Regions from separate parts of the Mus musculus genome. Here region 2 is linked to region 1. The links are chromatin loops, found by intact Hi-C in ENCODE. Cell type or tissue: left cerebral cortex. All regions are shown on one strand.

The links. Hi-C counts contacts between places; a loop is a spot of excess contacts. Peaks named below come from ENCODE experiments on the same cell type or tissue, not always from the same donor. Only the 100,000 strongest peaks of a DNase experiment are listed, where the experiment ranks them.
Region 2: a loop joins it to region 1, with 2.1 times the contacts of the local background. A loop is called at or near these places in 2 of 42 quality-filtered maps.

The regions. Positions count from the first base shown.
Region 1 is chr5:27,412,993-27,420,992 of GRCm38, forward strand. The region is part of intron 3 of Dpp6 (dipeptidylpeptidase 6); the gene reads left to right. Among named protein-coding and RNA genes, the nearest start is that of Gm52769, 83 kb to the right of the region's middle. In left cerebral cortex, a CTCF peak has its summit at 3,781 (motif pointing left); DNase peaks (open chromatin) are centred at 282, 1,745, 3,088, 3,759 and 2 more places.
Region 2 is chr5:27,196,327-27,204,326 of GRCm38, forward strand. The region is part of intron 1 of Dpp6 (dipeptidylpeptidase 6); the gene reads left to right. Among named protein-coding and RNA genes, the nearest start is that of Dpp6, 150 kb to the left of the region's middle. In left cerebral cortex, a CTCF peak has its summit at 4,846; DNase peaks (open chromatin) are centred at 2,797, 4,474 and 7,070; H3K27ac peaks cover 330 bases.

The sequences.
Region 1 (8,000 bases):
AGAAAAAGGACTCTTAATGACTAAACTGCTGAGTCATCTCTACAGCCCTACATTGTAAATTTTTTTAAAAAAGAACTTAAAATCAGAGAATAAATTCTGTTTTAGAATCACACATGGACCAGGATATGATCCTTAAGCCCTGAGTACAGGTGTGATCAGTTCCCCCCCTCCCCCACTTGGCTTTTGTGGCATGTTCTGCTTTGTGGGTTGGATTCCTTCCAGTGTGGCACTGCCAGATTCCTAGGTGGTGAGGTAAGCCACGAAGCCATGAGGGCTTTGGCAGGGTTCCCATGTTATCTGCGTACAAGACTAGATCATAGAACTTCAATGAAAGGCATAGCGTAAGAAACAGTATCAGCTCAGGACCCCTGAGACCAAGTTCTCAGCACAAAGGAGATTTAGTTGCTCCAAGAGAACAGAGGGCAGGAGTAAGGGACAAAGTCAAGGAGATAGAGAATGAGGGAGAAGGGAAAGGGAATAAGGGAGAGAGGAGAAAAGGAGGAAGGGGAAGGGAGAACTGCTCTGGATAGAGAGAAGGCAGGCAGCAATGGCCCATAGTAAAAAGCTGGTTTATCAAGGTAAAAGAGGAAATACCCTGTTGACATGAGATGTTTAATTTTAATTGGACACATTAATTAGATGATCCAAAGGGGGTTTTTGATTGCTGGAGCTTCACTACTTTGATAGACAGACCTTGGTTGTCAGTTTCAGGAGGAGGAAGAGGCCAAATAAAGGAATAGACCTTGATCTATTCTTTAGGAAATGTAATCTAATGATTTTTAGCAAGGCAGAGGGAATGTGGAAGAAGGGCAAGGCCTGCTGGAGCCATACACTTGTCCCTTCACATTGTATTCAGCTCAGTATTAGCAACAAACTTTTGTAGTGACATATCACACAGACAACCTGGCACATAGGGTCTTCACATCTGAAAGAAAGATTCTCTCATCAGATATTTATACAATTGTCCTTAAAAGATGGACAGATGGATACCTTGCAGGTTCTAGTCCTTGTTAACAGGGACTCCTGGGGAAAGAGGGAGCTAGACTATTTGCTAAGAGATTCTAAGTCCAGTGTTCTCTCTTTATCCTGCCTTCTCCCAGCCAGACAGCTCCATGCATGCATGCTCATGCTCACCCCACCAGCACCAAGAATAATTGTGGGAAATGGCAAGACATAGTCCTTCCTCTCTCCCTGCAGACTGCAGAGAGGATCTCTTACTATGTTAACACAGCGAATCCCCAGATAGACTGAGAGTTCAAATAAAGGGTAGCTTGGGCACCTGGAAGCCTAAAGAGTCCCATGGGGTGACATTAACATCAAAGTGGTTTCTGAACATAGTTAGGACTTTGCCAAGGGGAAATGGTTGCTGACTTAAATAGGAGGGAGAAACTTGAGACATAAAGAAGGCCAAAGCATATGTGGCTTATCGGATACTGATCCACACAATTGGTTTGGCTTAAGGCTAAAATATTCAAAGAGACTAGCAGAAACCAGACCTCAGTGAGGTCATCAGATATTGGACTCCATGTATAGGATGCTCCTCTGGGCATTGGGGCTCTGATGGTCTCTGATGGTCTCTAGGTGGTCCAACTTGCCTGCTGCTTTCTTTGGGCGATGAGGGTAGACAGTTGGTAAGAGCTATGTTGGGGTTTGGGTGTGAAACTTTCCCACTGGCAAGTGTTTGAACATTTGGTCTCTAGCTGTTTTTTGAAAGTGGTGAATCTTGCTGGTGGTGGAAGCGTGTCACTGAGAGCTAGCCTTGGGGTTTGCTAGCTCAATTCCACTTCCTGCCCACACTCTGCTTCTTGACTGTGGGTATAATGTGACCAGCTGCCTCAGCTCTTGCCTTCACGCCTTTCCCAACCATGGTGGTTGTAACTCCTCCAACTGTGAGCCAAGTAAACCCTTGCTCTCCTAGGATGCTTCTTATCAAGGATTTGGTCACAGTCAAGAAAAAAGCAGCAAATACAAGCTAGGGAAGAACATGTTGCCACAGACTGTTGTTCCCTAGTGGTTCTCTGAGGCGATCTCTGGGCAAATAAAATGTCTTAGGCAAGGCTTCAGGTAGGAATCTAAGACATACACATAAACAGCAGGTGGAGAAAAGAGACAGGAGAGCAGGTTTTCACTGGAGCTGTGCTTGCAGGCTTGGCTAATAAGCATTTGAAATCTACCTGCTGCAAGAGGGCAAATCCCCTCTCCATGGGCCTGATCATAGGAAGCCCAGGCCAGAACACATGCTCATAGTAGACACTTTACAAGGCATAGTCTCAGATTTTCAGACAAGATTCTCACAGGTATATATCTTCAATTTTAATGAGCTACCTATGATCCGTTAAGGATTTCAATCTCTCTCCCCCTCTCTCTCTCTGGAATAAACATTAGCAAACTTAATTTATTCTAGCAAAAATATAAACAAAAATGGGTCTCTAAAAAGCATTCCCTATAATCCTTTTTCTCAGACTCCAAGCTAGCAAATTTTCTGCCTAAAAGGGATAAATTAATTTTGGAAAAGTAAGATGAAGAAGCAATGAACAGGAAAGTTATAAAGATTCACTTATTGTGACTAACTTGACCCAAAGGGGTATCGGGAGCCCAGGGGTTTTGCTAACTGAGAACTGGCGTGTGGTGGCGGGTCCTGTGATTTGTAGCAACTTTCCCTGGAGGCAGCTTTAGCAGTACTGTCCCCTGAAGGCCAAGGAAGTTGTGCATGTGGGCACAGAGCCAGCAGAAAATGCAAGCTCCTGTATGCCCGTCTAAGGACAGGATCCTCTATTCCACTGTAAGCTTCACTATTTGAAGAGGCAAAGAGCCTGCTCAGACCTGGCCCATCACACATGCCTTGAGTGGATCTGAAGGGACTCAAAGCCCACTTCTTACCACTCACAAAGAAGCTCTGAGAGATTGGTAGAAGCTGTCCTTAATGTGGCTTTGAAGGACTGAGTGGCAAAGAAATTGCTGCACAATCATAGAGACCTGAGCTGGGTTCCCTGGTACCCACATAAAAGCTGATCATGCTGGAATATGTCCAAAACCCTATTGCTGGGAAGGTAGAGACAGAACACTTGCTGGCCAGCCAGTCTGGCCATACTAGTGAGCTCAAGGAACAAAACCAAGGTAGAAAAGAACGCTTGACTGTGACCGTGACCTTTGACCTCTACAGGTATTTACACACATACATGCAGATCCACATGCTCACATGTATGGGATGACTGCACATATGACATATATGAATGGAAACACACAGAACAGGTATTACTTTGAAATGAAAAGAATGAGCATCTGGGGGTGGGGAGTTGTGGTTCAGCTTCTGGTAGGTGCAAAGAACACAGTTAAAAATGTTAATCTCCCTGGAATTTTGTACTAGAAATTACAAAATAGAATCTAGTCTCCTAGTTTGATATTCGTTAAAGGGCAGTTTGTCCCCCATTGATTTTTAAGCCTTATGTCTCAATTCTTTTCTACAGAAAAGCTTCTCACTAAGATTCACATAGAGAGGGGTTAGAGAGATGGCTTAACAGTTAAGCGCACAGCTGCTCTTCTCAAGGACCTGGGTTCGACTCCTACCTCACATCTATCATGACTCCTGTCCTAGGAAAGCAGACTCCCTCCTGATGTGCCGGTGTCCGTGGGGAAGACGGGGTTTTAGACCCAATGTGCTTCACTTAAGAACAAATAATAAAATATCATTTTGGCTGAATTTTATCTGCTTCCCAAGTCCCCTTGTTCAGTCTCTCAGTACCCTTTTAGGCCCAGAGCATTTTATGAACTAATGCCCTCTAGTGGCTAAGGATGCACTTAGCAAGGGCAACATTTTAGTCTGGCTGGAGAATTGACTGTAAGGTCAGCACTTAAAAGCTCTATGGCCTCACTGAAGATGTTTGTGTTGTATGTGTTGGGCAAATAGTCATGAAGAGAGATACTATCCAGCTTGTCAACGGGGCATGTAATTTCTTGATCACTGGCTTATTAATTCACTTATTAATATATAACGTTGCCCTGGGTATAAGTTTAGCTGCCTGTCATTTATAATAATGTTAATGATGTGACATACTATCATTTGCACAAGAACTCTGCCTTCTGCCAAAGCTGAAGGCTCTGATAATTATCTTTTGAGATGCAGTTAGGTGTGATGGAGGAGTGCAGGAAAGGTTAAGTCAGGTGACCCACAGACAGGACCTAATTTTGCAGGGAAAAAAAAAATCACACTTGTCTCACTTTTTTTTTTTTTTTTTTTTTGTCCCACAGATCATTACAGCCCCAAAGCTCAGGATCATATTTCTCAAAATGTGAATTAAACAATCCCTCTCAAATTAGCCCTCCTTAACTAAAAATAAGGAATCAGGTGGGTTTGATAGTTTAAAGGACAGAAGGAGAGTGAATGGACAGAAGGCTTCCCCCTACTCTGCTCACGTTGCTGTGGAACCCATTAAAATGAGATCATTTGCAGCTTGAAGTTTGCTGTTTTAAATCCTCCATATGTGTTGCAGAGCCCACAGGTTGGTCCGTGCAGTCAAAGTGAGAGAATGCAAAAGCAAGTTCTTTATGTGGTTAAAAACAGGCATTGAGAACAGTCCCAGATTGCCATCAGAGAACTAGGACTGTCAGGCATGGCACTCGTCACTATGTCAGTGCAAGCTGACTCTCGTGCTCACATCGCCATCTGCCCTGACATGGACGCCCAGGGCTGGAAGGCACTCTCACTACCTTCACGGTCCTCTCACTCAGTCTTTGCAGGATAGATCTGTGACCTCCCATACAAGTAAATGTTTCTTTTTAGAATTGATGTATATCACAGAAAAGCCATGGAGAGCACAGCGCTCCCTTATGCCAGCGCCCAGCTTCTCTGATGTTGCCTTCTGCATCAGCATGATGCACTTACCACAGTTAACAAATGGGACTAACTAAAATGTAATCTTTTTTCACATTTCCTTAACCTTTAGCTATTATGTTCCAACACACACACACACACACACACACAGACACAGACACACACAGACACACACACACACACACACACACACACACACACACAGACACAGACACACACAGACACACAGACACACACACACACACACAGACACAGACACACACAGACACACACACACACACACACACACACACACACACACAGACACAGACACACACAGACACACACACACACACACACACACACAGACACAGACACACACAGACACACACACACACACACACACACACACACAGACACAGACACACACAGACACACACACACACACACACACACACACACACACACACACACACACAGGAATCCCATCCACAGTATCCAGATGCCTTTAATCCCCATGTCTCCCTAAGGTCTTCTTTCTGTGATATCTTCTCAGACATTCTTAATATTATATATTATCCAGGTTGATTGCCTCTCTTAAACCCCCATTGCATTGTTGAAATAAGTCTCACTTAGCTATGGTATATAATTGTCTTTAGGTTCTTGGGCTTGGTGTATTGTTATGGAAGCATTGTGGCTACATTCCTAAGCAGATAACTGTCTGCAGTTTTCCTTTGATCTGGTATTTCTTGCTGGAACAGGCTTTATAAAATATTCTTAGTTTGTACTTGGAAGTATGTTAGTTTATTTGAAGGCTTAGCTGGCTGGCTACACCACTGTTGGTTGATAGTCTTCCCATAGTGTTCTGGGTCCCATCCCACTGCCCTAGGAACACCACAGCTAATGATTCAGAATCTGCTGCTAACCCTATTGACACTTCAGTAAACAAGATGGGTCACCTTCCCCTCACTGCCAACAGAATTCACACTTTGTCTTTTGACAGTTTGCTCACAAGATTTCTAGGTGTCTTGGTTTGGGTTTCATTGCTGCAAAGAATTGGTTTTTCCTTTTTAAGGTATTTTTTAGTAAGGTCTTATTACTTCAGCTATTGCCACCACTTCAGTAATTCCTGTGTTAAACAATTGTCACTGGTTATTTCCAAGGACTTCCCCAAGGAAAAGGCCATTTGCAGTGAGCCTGGGCTGAGTCAGCTCACAGAACAATCATACTCCAAGCTTAGGTTGGAGTCAAATCACTGCAGACAACCAGCTAGAGGGCATCTGAGGAGCCCCACGCATGCTCCCTTTCCCCCTCCAGCAGCTTGTAGGCTACCATCTTCATAGCCCCACTGCTGTAAGGATGCACTGCTGTAAGGATGCAAGCCTTCTAAGGAGTTAGAAGAAGCAGATGGAAAAAAAAAAAAACAGCTTAAAATGCCCAATGCTCTCCCATGACTGAAGATAGGTCTCTCTTTCTCTCTCTCTCTCTCTCTCTCTCTCTCTCTCCTCTGTGTGTGTGTGTGTGTGTGTGTGTGTGTGTGTGTGTGTGTGTGTGTGAATGTTCCTCAGATTGTTATACAAAGATCACTGTACGATTGCTGAGGTTTTGGAAAGTCACCTTGACAGTATTAGAGAGGACTGGTTTTTCAGACTTTCAAAGGTCACCCTGGGCCGTCTGGATGTGACTCCTCCCTCTATGGAATCACATAGATTCTTTCCACAACTCCAATGCACCTGATGTTGAAGCGTACCCAGAGTTCTCTGCTTCCCAACGACACTTGCACAAACTGATAGAATATCTTAAAATTTCACAAACTCCTCTGCTGCAAGAAGCGGGTTATTTGAAGATAGCAGCTTTTAAATATGTATGAAGCTGTATGTTTTAAAGCTACTCACTGTCTCCTTTACGGTAGTACCATTACCTGAAGAAAAAGACTCTGAGGCATTTATTCCACAATTTTGGGACACCTGGTTCTGTAGGGAGCAACATCCTCCTGATGTATACACTTGTACTTTATTTGACTAATATATCACATTGATGATGTCACTATGGTCACATAGCTAAATTCCTCTATTTAACCTATATAACCATGGCTCCCTGAAAACCTGCAAGATGGATCTGCACCGTCATAGACTGGCTGACCCTAGGCCACTAACCTATTTAAAAGTAATTTCTCTTGAGTTCTCTTCTATGCAGAATGCTGAAGGAAACAAAACAAAACAAAACAAAACAAGAAAGCTGCCACTAGCAAAAAACCAAACAAACAAACAAACAAAAACCCCAAAGATTCTTCCAGGCATAGCACAGGTGGAGCACGTCTTCAATCGCAGCACTGAGGAGGCTGAGGCAGGCAGATCTCTGTGTGTTTGAGGCCAGCCTGGTCTACAGAGTAAGTTTTAGAGGCAGGCTGGGGCTCAAAGAGACTTAGACTTCGAGAGAAATTAATGGAGACCAAGACGACGTTCCTGTTCAAGGACCACGAGTTTACTAAGAGAGTGTGCTTATGAAGGGGGAAGGCCCATGATCCCTGTCACTCCCAACACCCTGTAGAAGTCTCTTGGTTTGATCTGGAGGTAACTATGGAAAGGCACCATTAGAACTGTTCCATCTGGTCAGTTAAAACAGTAAATGGAAATTCCAACTCTCATCCCATACCAACAGGGAAGGGCAGAGCCTCCTTAAAATGCGCTCTGTGAGATTAGAAATTAAAGGTCCCAAGTTTTGAGTTTGAGACCACACCAAGTTCACTACAGACTCCAGAAGATGCAGAAATTGCTTTCCAAATGAACACATGTATCAGCTGACCTCCTGAGGCTTCTTCCCTTATAGCCTCTCAGTGTGAGCACAAGAGGCCATGCCACATCTTCATTATCAAAAGGACTTTAAGCTGAGTGATTGAAGGTTAGAGCACTAATGGAATGATGGAGACTTTTTTAAATGGACCTTTGTACACTGGAAAATACTTAGAAAGCATACTCCAATAAAGAGACTCAAGAACACTCAATGTACTTAAACCTTAAAGCACAGTGATACTTACAAGAAGGGAGAGTGCTTGCAGACTTTATGCCGGTGGTTTCAAAGGAGTTTATGGGCATAGATAAATGGGAGTCTTCAGGCATTCTGAACCAAGGATGCAATGTGAGCACAGGTCAATCCTATGAGGGCACATCAGGCAGAAGCAGGTCTGGAA
Region 2 (8,000 bases), 220 kb before region 1:
TGGAGAGAGGTACCAAGTTAAAAGACACCATGATGTGGAATCAACCTAACAAGGTAAACCCTAGACACCAGCTTGAGAAGAGACAAGATGCAGGCAACAGCTCCATCTTGTACTTTGAGTGATCACAGAACTCCACTTGTGGGGATAGCCCACCCTCTGTGTACTGGAACATGCCCCCATGTTCCCCAAATCAAATTCAATACTTTATTTTTCACAAAACACAGCATTAAACTGAGACATAACTGTCTCATTAAATTTGCTGTGTACATTAAGTTAAGCAATGATCAGAGAGTGAACACTCTTAAGTCCCTCAATGGATTTTGAAACTTCCCCAAGTTAAGCAGCACTGAACATGGGCTGCTTGACTGTGCAGAGCCAATGAGTGCCGGCAGTTTCCTGCAGTGAAGGGGCAGGGGTATCTGCAGCAGACAACTGGCCCTTAGTTGGAAGTCTTTTGAAAGCATCTTGACTTCAGAGCAAGTAATCATACGTGATAAATTGCCCTTACAGTTGTTATCCCTTGATTTTTGAAAAAATAAAAATACACTCAGAAAATACAAGTTTTTTGAGAATCATTTATAAAATGTTAAGCAAAGGGTTTCTTTTCAGAGGGGCTAGAATACAGATAGGTGAAGTCTGCCTTGGGGCTGGGTAGTAGCAAGGAACTCTGGGTTCCATCCCTGGCACTTCATAGAAAAGGCAGATGGAGTGATAGATTTTACGATGGAACTTGGGCTAACACTTGTCAAAGAATGAGTTAGGACATTCAACACACACACACACACACACACACACACACACAGAGAGAGAGAGAGAGAGAGAGAGAGAGAGAGAGAGAGAGAGAGATACCCTCTCACATCTTTTCCTTGTGTATCATTTTCTCATACAACTAAAACCAGAACTAGCATATGGCCCAGCTGTCTCACTTCTGTGTTTGTGTCCATCCAGAGGGAATCATCTGAACCTCAGAGATGAGCTGTGCTCTGTATTCATTTACAATGTCCTACCACTCCTGGTAGCCAAGATATGCTGATGCCCCGAATAACCTCAATAGATGAATGGATGGGTGAATGAGTGGGTGGATGGATGGATGGATGGATGGATGGATGGATGGGTGGGTGAGTGAATGGGTGAATGGGTGGATGGGTGGATGGATGGAGAAATTCATGAACATAATAATGGAGTACTGTTCAGCCCTGCAAAGAAGGAAAACCCTGCCCTGTGTCCTAGGATGAATGAGTAAAGGACATGTGTAGTTGGGTGGGTCAGATCCAGAGGCAAGTACTTCAGGACTTTACTCGATCTAAGAGTTGAAATGGTCTTTCTCAGAGAAGAAGCAAGTGAAATGGTGGCTGCTGGACTGGGGTAGGGGAAGAGGAGCTGCTGTTCAGGCATTGGGTTTGAGAACTTCTGACCTGCTGCCCAGTGTGGGGCCTCTTCACTCTGTCCTGAAGTGTGTTGTTAGGAGAGAAGAACATGGATTACCTGTTCTTAGCAGCACACCAGGAGTAAATCCAGTTAAAACATCCTAGCAGAGGACCCTAAGTGAGTCCTTCCCCACTATCCAGCTTCCCTACCCAAGCCATCTTCCTAACCTTTGGCTCCTCCTCCTGCCAGTCCCTTCTCCCATGCTTTGCCCTCCCTCTCATTTGTCAGCTTCTCCTCCTGTCCCTCATCTCTGTCTAATGTCACTTAGCCCCTCATTCTGTTTCTGGCCTCTCTCCCCTAAGGTTCCTCTCCCATCCACTTGCACACTTCTTTATCCCTTGGCCCCTCTGTACCCTCTGGACTATGATAGGCTGTCACCCACAAATGAGATGGGCCAGATGAGACAGTGGCCCTATGAATTGTAAGCAGGTACCTCTATTCACCTCTTAGACCACCAGGAAAATCTGGGAGGTCCAGGGCCCTCTGGGATACTTTTGATCCCAGATCTTGGCTCTCTTTTCCCTCACAGTTGCAATTTATTTAACCTGCTTAGAAATTTCAGGAGGAAAGTAAGTGGATGCAGAATCAATAGCGATGAGCTGTCTCCCATCCAGAATTACCCCAAGGGATTTCTTTTCCTTACCCTGCTAGGAACAGCAGATTCAAAAGCTATCGTTACAAACTCTGCAGTCTGAGTCTAATAGAACTAATAATCCAATGGGGTCCTCAGATCAATAATTCTCAAATTGGTTTTTGGAGCCCAGTAATTCCCAGAGTGCACTTCAGGCTGACTTTAACACTTTTTATTTGTAGATGATCAGGGGTGATTTCTGTGCCAGTGGAAGATACCAAAAGGAGACTTCCAACACTAGAGTTGGAAGCCCTGCCTGCTGGGATGCCCCCGGCCAGCCACTGGATCTTTCCTCTGAGTCTTTCCTTTGTTAGGTGATACTCTTGTTTAATTAATTTCATCATTTACAGTGTATTTACTATCTATGAAAAGACCTATACTTGGTTGTAAGAGAGGAACAAAAACAATTGTCAAGAATTTTGCTCCAAACAACCCATTATTTTTGTTTGCTTGGTTTTGCTTTTCTTTATTCCTGTACATTTCCTGTGAGTACACAGCATACCTCAGTCACATTCACTTCTCACATACTCCCTCCAGCTCCCTCTCAGTAGCCATCAACTGCCAACAGCTCCTCAGCCAGGAGTTGGGCATGTGAGCCCCACCTACATGAGCATCAAGACTAAACAAGGGTGATAACCATGTAACAGATTTCACACTAACATGTGTGTGTGTGTGTGTTTAAAATGATATGCACATCCACATTGTCATGAAGGAAAATACATTATGATCCCCATTCAGTGTAGAGTGTAGCTACTTAGCGTTTTCTCAGTTTTGACTTTTGTAAGGCATCTTATGATTCAGACTATGGATCTCATCCAGATTCTTCTTCTCCATCCAGCTCTTCCATTATGTTCTACTCTGCTTTGAACCTGAACAATGTTGGAACCCTAGGTTCCTAATATAATCTTCTCTTCTCAGGGTTGTGGGTAGCTTCTGATGTTTGATGCAAGTCACACATGATCTTAGCACCACCATTCAGAACAGTAGTTCTACCAGAAAGCAGCACGAGCACTACCCAAGAAGCCAGAGCCAGTAGTACTCAAATTCCAGGGCTGGGCATCATCACTTGAAGGGAGATGATCACCATGACCTAGGCAGTGTCTCCTTCCCTTGTGGTCCAAGACACAGTAAAGGATGCTGGGGAAGGAGGAAGATCTGTCAAGAGTCATAATTCAGGGCTCCTGACACTATGTGTGAGCATGTTCTAAGTGTCCCAAAGGGGATCTATGCTCCTTGAAGGGCATCAGTTTGAAATGCCAGAATCACAGTGTTATGCAGCAGGACACTTTGGCTGGGATCTCTCAGTGAAACAGCAAGAATAGGAATAAGGAAAAGTAGTTCTACCAGAGAGCAGCATGAACCCTACACAAGAAGTTAGAGCCAGTAGTGCTCAAATCAGGCGGGTAGGCAGCATTGCAGAGCTAGGCACAAGGGTTGTGCTGACATCAGATGGTCAACACAGGCCTTGTGGCAAGATAAGTTCAATGGCCAATCACCCAATGGAGCAGGAGACAGAGCCAGTCAAGCACCCATAAAGACATGGACCTGAAGTCAGAGGGAAGCCCCAGCACTGAGTCCTTTCAGAGGCAGAGGGACTAGTGATGGGGAAAGAAGTACAGACAGTAGGTTCATTCTGAGTATGGTTCAGGTTCATTGAAAGACTTAGAAAGACTAATGACACACGTGAATTTTTACATCATTCTTGCCCTTTCTGTGATGCTTTTGCGTAGGTACCATTGTGGGAATTACCACAACTAACTTGCTCACATACCCTGAAGATTTTGAAATATGCCAACAGAGGTATCAGGAAAATTTATCATGAAACTGCCTGGTGGCCATGTGATAGGACCCCCATCCTCACCCAGCAGGTGACTCAAGATCCATTCATGTTGTATTTTGGATGCAGTGGCAGAAATCAGGACTGAGAATGAACCATAGTTGGATAGAACACAATGGTGGCATGAAAGGGAGAAGTGAGATACAATGGGTGCAGATGGAAACAGAATCCATGGATGCTTGTGAGCCAGCAAGGATGATATCCACAACAGTAAATAACAAAAGACACTCAGAGACAGGAACAAATAGTTGGTGATATCCTCTTACTACCCCCCCCCACACACACACACACACTCACTCACTGAGGCAGGGAGGAGATTTTGTGTGTGTGTGTGTGTGTGTGTGTGTGTGTGTGTGTGTGTGTGTGTGTGTTCTTTTTGTCCAGGCTTTTAATAGCCTTCACACATCACACCTGCATGGCCCACATTAAGCATCTGTTTCTCCTTCTTCGTTGGTGTCTTGATGCTGCCAAGCACAGGGAAGATAGGCAGCAGCCAGCCCAACACATCTGAGCTCAATTAAACACATTGCAGAAGGACTGCAGATGGAAATAAATGATGGGGAGTAGCAGAGAAGCCAGGAACCCAAAGTGCTGACATCTTGAGGAGACTCTCAAGTTCCTCTCACTATTTATGTGACAAATCACCAACCTTGTTGCTGGTGATAAAAATAAGGCACTGCCAGCCACTGTGTTTTGAAGGGGGAAAGTGGCTAAAATTCTCTCACTGAGAAGGAAACTGGTGTGAGAGGGAATCTAGAGAGAGAGAGGTCTGCCAGATGGAAACTGGAGAGCCCTGGAAGAGCTGGAAAGCATCCTTTGAGAAACAGAGAGAGTGGCATTTCTGATGATTTTGGGAGTAGAAGAGGTGGTTAGATGGGAGGGAGGGACTTCTGGAAGCATCCTTTGCCTTGCTGATCCAGTGATAACAACATAGCATCTTCAGTCTCAGCCTCTAGGGGCAGCACACCAGCAGCCTGTGCTTCATGTCTAGTCAGATAAGCAATGGCCTTTCTGCTATGAGCATGGCTGTGTTCACCCACAGTTCACACAGAGACTCCTGGCCTGCCTTAGAGATGTCACCTGCCCAGGTCACATCGTTTTTGTACATATGGGCCCCAGTCCATCTGACATCTGTTCTAGTACAAAGAAGGATTCATTCAGATTCACAGCTAGACAAAGCATGGCAGCGCTTTGTGCAGATGGAGACGAGCTCTATAACTTTCTCTCTGATTTCTCCACTCCAACCTACTTTTACCAGAGCAAATTTAACATGGCCCCAATGTAAGTATGAAAAATATGTATACAAATGGAAGTTAATCCTAAATGTATTAGCTTTAAAAAATTCTTTAGAATGTAATTTTTAACTTTGTGTGCTATACTAGTTAATGTTCTGGTTGCTGTGACAAAAACAACTGGATGAAAGAGAGTTTATTTGGGTTCATGATTCAAAGATACAGTCCATCATGGTGGGAAGGCGAGGAGGTAGGGGTGTGGGGCAGCTGCTCACATCACATCCTTAGGCAGGAGGCAGGGGTGTGAAGCAGCTGCTCACATCACATCCTGAGGCAGGAGGTAGGGGTGTGGGGCAGCTGCTCACATCACATCCTGAGGCAGGAGACAGAAGGATGCATTCTTAACTTCTACTCACTCTTTTTTTTTTAATTTAATTGTATTCCACAGCCCATGGGATGGTGATGCACATCTTCAGGGTAGTTATTCTTCCTCAGTTAAGTCTCTCTGGAAACGCCTTCATAGACACACCCAAGTGTCTGTTGACCCATTGCACATACTAATGAGATGTGCTTCTTTTAACAACAACAAAAAAAAAAAATACAACCTGGCTAAAAACTTGATGCTTCAGGACATAGGGCATTTTCGACACTTCTTAGAGTTAATCGATATTTTGATTGTATAATCATTAATGCTCAAAACACTGCTTTGAGTAAGTACACAGTACAAAATGGCAGAGATAAGTTTAGGGCTATTTTAGAAATGGTTGGAAAGTCTATCCTAATCCCAAACCAAAACTTCTTTTAGTGTTTTTATATGAAACTCAAGTCAGCAAATGAAACAGCAGTTTTTACAATCAACACACCACCACAAGATAACTAAATGAGGTGCTGTGTCTGGAGCTGCATACTGAGGGAGATGGTGGTGAATGCTGAAAGTTGTTGCTTTCTGGAAGTAAACCTCTGCTTCTAGAAGAGTGGAAAACCATGTGTAGGCACTAAAAGGCCTGCAGCTCAGAACACAGTCTCTTAACTCCAAGAGCATTCCCAAGGAGAGATGGTGTACACAGCATGGGTGCATGTTGTGTGCTCAGAATCAAGGCTGAAGTGATGCCATGTCTGCAGCACTGAGAAATGCTTCTAGAAAGAGCTTGGTTTCACTGCATGCTTGATTCTCCACTAACTTTTGTTTGTGAAGCAGAAACCTGTCTGTGTTACCCAGTTTTTCATGAATCTCTTTTTAGTTATATTACAACTGGGATAGCAATGCACACTTTAGGAAGCTTCGGTTTAGATAATGCATCTGCTATAAACCAAGAGGTTCCAAATGACCTTCACTGACTGCCAACAGCAGAAAGAGGCCTGGGACCATCCTCCCTGGTCTCAGAAGGAACCAGCCCTGATGTCACCTTTAGACTTCTAGTCCCTGGACTATGAGGAGAGTTTCCTGCTGAGGTCATCCTCTGGTGAGGTGTGCTACAGTGGTGAGGAAACCATACATTAGAGAAGCATCCAGCAATGCAAAGCAGAACATTTCCTATACAATAGGCATCGTGGCCAGGAATGCATAGAGAAAGGAAAGAGGTAGGTCTGACATACTGTGGAAATTTTTCTTGGAAGAATGAAGATGGCTTCTCAGGATATGGGAGGTTGAACTAGGAAGAAAGAAGAGAGAATGGGGTTGTTTCTAAACCCTTCACTGTCCAGTCAGCCCTTCACAGTGGGGTGACAGAGTGTAGGGGTACCCAATTAGAAGCTGAAAAGACTGCCACACCCATGGTCCTTTTCATGGTAGACTTCAACATAGACAGCAGCAGAAAGAAGGTGACAGGTGGGGAGCCAGACTGTTTGGTGGTGTGGCTCTGTGACTTTGCCATGGCCAGATGGAACAGCCTGGTTTGACAACCTGTGTGTGGCATGTGATGTTGGGAATCAGGGAGTGTTCCTGTTTCCATGACAATGAGATGCTGTGCCTCTGTACTAAGAGTTCCACAGAAAGATATAGGAATAATCAGTGACCTTTAGCATATCTCTATTTTTAGTTTCCTAGACACTTGTCCCCAAAGCTGCATTTCTCTTCCTGGATCACGAAGCCCAGATGGTTCTCAGTGCGTTTGCTTGAGGCATCTATTTCTGGATCTCCAGCCACACCATTAGCTGGGGACTTTGTCTGTAATCCCTTACCTGGGCACACCCTGGATTCACATCCTATCCTCTACCCCCAGACAGACTGTCTGGAGATCTAGCCTGTTGGAAAGGGACAGCAGGGGTCTGGGTCATTCTTTTCATTTAATAGGTGATAAAGTTACAAGAGACAGGTAATAGGGTCATTCACAATGACTGATCTACGCATAGAGATGCCAGTAATGTGGGATCACACATCACCTAGGGCTTCTAATTCCTAATCTATCTCTTATGTGCGAAATGGGAAGTTTGAGCTCCCCAGAGTCTTGACTGGTAATCCAGACATGCCTAGGCTGTAGTTCTGTCTCCCCAAGGCCTCAGGTGAGCTGGCCTCACAATGACCCACAGGAAGACAGTGTGACCTGCTCTTACAGGCCCAGGGCCCAGTTCCCCAAGGCTGATTCCCAAGACCCTTTTAGAAACAGGCCGGCCTCAGTGCTGCCCTTTACCTTTCTGAAAACCTCTGCCGTGGGGGCAAGAAGGTCAGCCACTAGTGGGTCCTACACATTGGGCTTCTGATGTCCTGGAAAATGCTCTAGATTTGATTTGTATGCCATAGAACTCAGGCATCTGAAGTATTCAATTCAGAGTTTAAAAGTAGACTCACGTGGTGCACCAACCATTACCACAATCAATTCTAGGACTTACACAAGAAAGAGGTTGGGGCAGTAAGTGGTCACTCTCCTGCCCC